Linked DNA regions of Homo sapiens: region 2 is linked to region 1. Evidence: chromatin loops called from intact Hi-C (ENCODE). Cell type or tissue: OCI-LY7. All regions are shown on one strand. Links, peaks and the distances in the headings refer to the core of each region. The heading gives the core; the rest is flanking DNA. Region 1 overlaps TATDN3 (TatD DNase domain containing 3). Region 2 has its middle 6.2 kb from the start of VASH2.

Region 1 (2,920 bases), core at 108-2,607:
CTCCTTGGCCTCCCAAAGTCCTGGGATTACACAAAAATGGATAGGCATGATGCTATCCATTTTAACACCATTTTGCTGCTGTATGGCAAATGGGTGGAGGAGAAGAGTGGAAGCTACAAGACTAGTTAGGAGGCTTTTGCAGTATATAGGCAAGAGATGTTGGCTGTTGGTACTATGATGATAGCAGGTGAGTTTGAGATGAATACATGGATTCAAGATACATTTTAGAGAGAGAATCCACAGTAAGTACTGAAGAATTGGATGTGGATAGCAAGGGAAAGGGAGGAGTCAAGGATGACTCAGATTATTAGCTTGTGCTATAGGGAAGATGGTGGTGCTGGTTTACTGAGATAAGGGAAGACCAAGGTCTGAGGTGGAGGTGGGGAGGTCAGCAGAAGGAATAGGTTTGTGGGGAGAAAATAAAGATTTATGTTTGGGGCATATTGGGAAACCTAATCCCATCCAAATGAAGATGTCATAATTTTTAAACATGAGTCATGGGCTCAGGAGAGAATTACAAGCTAAAGATAAAAATTGGGGGCCGGGCGCAGTGGCTCATGCCTGTAATCTCAGCACTTTGGGAGGCCGAGGTGGGCAGATCATAAGGTTAGGAGATCGAGACCATCCTGGCTAACATGGTGAAACCCTGTCGCTACTAAAAGTACAAAAAAATTAGCTGGGCATGGCAGCATGTGCCTGTAGTCCCAGCTACTTGGGAGGCTGAGGCAGGAGAATGGTGTGAACCCGGGAGGCGGAGCTTGCAGTGAGCCGAGATCGTGACACTGCACTCCAGCCTGGGTGACAGAGCGAGACTCCATCTCAAAAAAAAAAAAAAAAATTGGGGACTCAGGCTGGGTTCGATGGCTCACACCTGTAGTCCCAGCACTTTGGGAGGCCAAGGTGGGTGGGTCACCTGAGATCAGGAGTTAAAGACCAGCTTGGCCAACATGGTGAAACACCATCTCTACTAAAAATACAAAATTTAGCTGAGTGTGGTGGCGGTCACCTGTAATCCCAGCTACTCTGGAGGCTGAAGCAGGAGAATCACTTGAACCCGGGTGGCAGAGGTGGCAATGAGCCGAGATCGCACCATTGCACTACAGCTGGGAGACAAGAGTGAAACTTCATCTCAAAAAAAAGAAAAAAAATGGGGGCCTCAGCATAATGATGATAAAACCATGAGAGGAAGTGAAATCACTCAAGGCAAGTGCAGAGAGAGGAGCAGATGTTCTTGAAGTCTGAAAGAGGAAGGGGAGCTAGTCAAGGAGACTGACAAGTAGCCACCAATGAGAGAGTGGTATTGCAGAAGTGAAGGGTGGAAAGCATTTCAAGAAGGAAGGAGTAAGCAAGTGAGGGATTCCGAATGCTGCTGAGGAGTAGAGTAAGATGAGGACAGAGAAATACCCTGTATATTTGACAATAGAGGCTTCTGTTTTAGTGCTGGGAACAGTAGCCAGACTTTACTGATAGTAAGAGTAAACAGGAAGTGGGTCAGTGTAGGCTCTTTGTTTTCCACCACTCCATTAGTTGCTATCATTGTTATTTTTTGTGATGCCACAACTACATTGACATATACAGTCCAAGATTAGCTGCTTATTCATCTAAAATAATGGTGATTTCTTATGCTTGTTTTAGGATTTGGATGATGTGTTGGAGAAAGCCAAGAAGGTAAGTCAATATTTGTAATTGCTCTTTTGGTTTTTTATTTTAACTATCATTTCAAGCCAAAACAGCTTGAAATTTAGATATACTACCTTGATGTTTCAGTAGTTTATAGTAAGTAGCATTTTTTATTTTTATTATTTTATTTATTTATTTATTTATTTATTGAGACAGAGTCTCGCTCTGTCGCCCAGGCTGGAGTGCAGTCGTGTGATCTTAGCTCACTGCAACCTCTGCCTCCAAGGTTCAAGTGATTCTCCTGCCTCAGCCTCCTGAGTAGCTGGGACTATAGGCACACGTCACTGCACCCAGATAATTTTTGTATTTTTAGTAGAGACAGGGTTTCACCATGTTGGCCAGGCTGGTCTTGAACTCCTGACCTGAGGTGATCTGCCCACCTCGACCTCCCAAAGTGCTGAGATTGCAGGCGTGACCCACTACGACCAGCCAATTTTTATTATTTATAATTAAAATAGAGACAAGATCTGACTATATTGCCCAGGCTGGTGTCAAACTTCTGAGCTCAAGCAATCTACCCACCTTGGGCTCCCAAAATGCTGGGATTATAGGCATGCGGCACTGCTCCCAGCCTAAGTAGCATTTATTAAGTGTTTGCTACATGCCAGGTAGTGAGCTAAGGCCTTTCTCGACTTTACCTCATTCAATGTTTCACAATAGCCTTCTGAGGAAATTACTAATTTATAGCCAATCATTCCCCATTTTTATAGATGAGGAATCTAAGGCCTAGAGATGAGTAACTGGTCCAAAGACACATGCTAGTGAACTGATAGAGACAAGTTAGTCTGAATTCAAAACATGTTCCTATAGCTACCATGCTCAACAGCCCTATGGAACAAATTGGTCCATCTTTCAGTTTTTAAATTCATGTGGTTCTGGAGATCTGGGATATATTATTAAAGTTTTCTGAGATGTTTTGATTTGCTTAGAAAAATTATTTTTTTGGAAGTGTTTATGAAATTCATTGTAACTAGCATTTTGTGGCCATCTCAAAAAATGATACAGCCAGAAATGGTTGTAGTGCATTTTTACATACAGGTAACTTTCACTGTGGCAGCTTAATTAGGAATGTGGGCTTTGGACATATATAGACCTGATGACCTTGGGCAAGTTATTCGACATCCAAAACTCTGTCTCCTGATCTATACAGTAGACTATAGCCTACTTTATAGGTTTCTGTAAATTAAATGAGGCAATATTTATATTCACTGAACATAAGGTCTGAAACATAGTAAATACT
Region 2 (2,920 bases), core at 324-2,823, 150 kb after region 1:
CTCTAGTTGTGTATGCTGACTCTTGATTTTGGTGGCTTGCTTCCTTGTGACTTGGTAATTTGTAGACATGGGTTTCTGTTTGCCTGAGGTCTTTAGGATTACCTGTGGGCCTGGGTTGAGGATGTGTTTATCCAGAGAAGATGTTCATTTGCTGTTTCCAGGCACCTAAGGACGTTATCAGCCTGGCACTATTTAAACATAATTTTTCAGCTTGGGTTTTCCTGAACTATCCAGATAGTATAAGTTAACTGCAAGGCCAGATAATATAGTTACAAACTCTTGAAGGAAACTTTTTTATTATTATGCTTTTTTTCTATTCAGAGCTGAGGCTGAAATGGACAAGTTATTTTTGTGGTTTTCCTTTGCTGGCTGGACTTTGGGCCAACTGTTTAACCTTTTCCAGTTTCAGTTTAAAACTTACAGCATAGATTTCTTGTGAGCATTAAATGACATAATGCAAGTGAGGTGCTTAGATTGTGCTTGACATAAAGTACTTGATAAGTGTTACTTTTTGTTTTGCTCTTTTTGTGGCAAGAACTAGATCCAAACCAATTAGAAATGGTACAAAACAGGCCAGGCATGGTGGCTCACTTCTGTAATCTCAGCACTTTGGGAGGCTGAGGCCAGTGGATCTCTCAAGCCCGAGTTTGAGACCAGCTTGCGTAACATGGTGAAACCCCGTGATATGGCTTGGATTTGTGTCCCTGCCCAAATCTCATGTCGCACTGTAATCCCCAATGTTGGAGGAGGGGCCTAGTGGGAGGTGATTGGGTCATGGGGGTGAATTTTCCCCTTGCTATTCTAGTGATAATGAGTTCTCATGAGATCTGGTTGTTTAGAAGTGTGTAGCACCTTTCCCTTTGCTCTCTTCCTCCTGCTCCAGACAAGTAGGATGTGCCTGCTTCCCCTTCACCTTCCACCATGATTATAAGTTTCTTGAGGCCTCCCCAGCCATGCTTCCTGTACAGTCCGTGGAAACATGAGCCAATTAAATTTATTTTCTTTATAAATTACCTAGTCTCAGGCAGTTCTTTTTTTGTTTGTTTTTGTTGTTGTTTTGTGATGGAGTCTTGCTCTGTTGCCCAGGCCGGAGTGCAGTGGCACGATCTCAGCTCACTGCAATCTCTGCCTCCCGAGTTCAAGTGATTCTCCTGCCTCAGCCTCCTGAGTAGCTGGGATTACAGGTGCGTTCCGCCATGCCCGGCTAATTTTTGTATTTTTAGTAGACACAGGCTTTCACCATGTTGGTTAGGCTGGTCTCGAATTCCTGACATCGTGATCCACCCACCTTGGCCTCCCAAAGTGCTGGGATTACAGGCATGAGCCACCGCGCCCAGCCTGGCAGTTCTTTATAGCAATGTGAGAATGGACGAATACATCCTGTCTCTACAAAAAAAATAAAAAGAAAAAATAGCTGAATGTAGTGATGTGCACCTGTGGTCCCAGCTACTCAAGATACTGTGGTGGGAGGATCACCTGAGCCCAGGAAGTCACGGCTGCAGTGAGCTGAGATTGCGCCACTGCACTCCAGCCTGTGCCTATGAATAGGTGACAATATATGTGATTCAGATACTACCATGGAATATATGCAAAATATCCTTTAGGGAAGTGAGAGATGAAGAAGCTATTTGATTTTTCTGAGACCTCCAGGAAAGACGCTTAAGTTCCTCATTTGGCATTCTCTTCTGTGGTCCTAGAACACAGCAGGATTGCTAAATCTCATGATTTACAGAATATTAGTGTTGATATTTAGTGAAAAAGTCAGTTCACTAGTTCAGTGCAGTGGTAACATCCCTCATCAGGATGATCATAGGCCCCGAACACATGGGCTGAACTTTCATCAGCCCCATGTGGGTATCAGCCTCATATGGGGTGTATTAGTTTGCTAGGGCCACTAAAACAAAGTGCCACAAACTGTCTGGGCACGGTGGCTTATGCCTGTAATCCCAGCACTTTGGGAGGCTGAGGAGGGTGGTTCACCTCATGTCAGGAGTTCGAGACCAGCCTGGCCAATGTGGTGAAACCCCATGTCTACTAAAAATACAAAAATTAGCAGGGCGTGATGGTGGGTGCCTGTAATCCCAGTTAATTGGGAGGTTGAGGCAGGAGAATCACTTGAACCCAGGAGACGGAGGTTGCAGTAAGCTGAGATTGCACCACTGCACCTCCAGCCTGGGCGACAGAGCGAAACTCTGTCTCAAAACAAACAAACAAAAAAACAAAGTGCCACAAACTGAGTGGCTTAAACAGAAATTTATCATCCCACACTTCTGGAGGCTGGAAGTCTGAGAGCAAGGTATTGGCAAGGCCAGGATCCCTCTGAGGGTGCAGGAAAGGGTCTGTTCCAGGCCTCTCTCCTGGATTCTGGTAGTTCCTTGGCTTGTGGCAGCAACACTCCTATCTTCACATGGTGTTCTCTCTGTGCACATGTCTGTCTCTGCATCCAAGTTTCCCTTTTATAAGGATATCAGTCTTACTACTCTGGTATGACCTCATCTTAACTAATTATGTTTGCAAAGACTCTATTTTTGAATAAGGTTACATTGTGAAGTGCTAGGGGTTGGAACTTCAACATACGAACATACGAATTTGGGGATGGGGACACACAATTCAACCCATAACTGGGTAGATCTTCCTCTGTGCTGTCAATAGAGGCAGAAACAAATTCTTCCTGTTCCTGTGTGCCACTGCCCGCCTACTCCTATGCCTCTCAGCTTTTTCTTTTCCCCTCCACACACCCATGGCTTGTTTGAAATATACATCCCTTTCCCTGGGCAGCTGCAGTAATTTCTCAGTCTTGACTCCCAGGCAGTGAAATGTGCTGGGAACAGATGTCTCCAAATCTGTTTGTGTCACTGTCTCAGATTCAGATGAAAGCCCAACTTACATGTACCAGGAATTTAGCATGTGTTTTTACATA

The links. Peaks named below come from ENCODE experiments on the same cell type or tissue, not always from the same donor. Only the 100,000 strongest peaks of a DNase experiment are listed, where the experiment ranks them.
Region 2: it touches region 1 in a loop (4-fold over the local background); 3 of 110 quality-filtered maps call a loop at or near these places.

The regions. Positions count from the first base shown.
Region 1 is chr1:212,793,460-212,796,379 of GRCh38, forward strand. TATDN3 (TatD DNase domain containing 3) reads left to right here. Exons shown (of 10, transcript NM_001042552.3): 2 at 1,636-1,668. Among named protein-coding and RNA genes, the nearest start is that of TATDN3, 3.0 kb to the left of the region's middle. RefSeq lists enhancers at 658-1,158, 1,037-1,106, 1,447-1,496. In OCI-LY7, for the core only: no CTCF peak of the experiment used is centred there; a DNase peak (open chromatin) is centred at 1,222; H3K4me3 peaks cover 748 bases; H3K27ac peaks cover 2,500 bases.
Region 2 is chr1:212,942,854-212,945,773 of GRCh38, forward strand. No RefSeq gene overlaps it. Among named protein-coding and RNA genes, the nearest start is that of VASH2, 6.2 kb to the right of the region's middle. In OCI-LY7, for the core only: no CTCF peak of the experiment used is centred there; a DNase peak (open chromatin) is centred at 1,508; H3K4me3 peaks cover 1,639 bases; H3K27ac peaks cover 2,500 bases.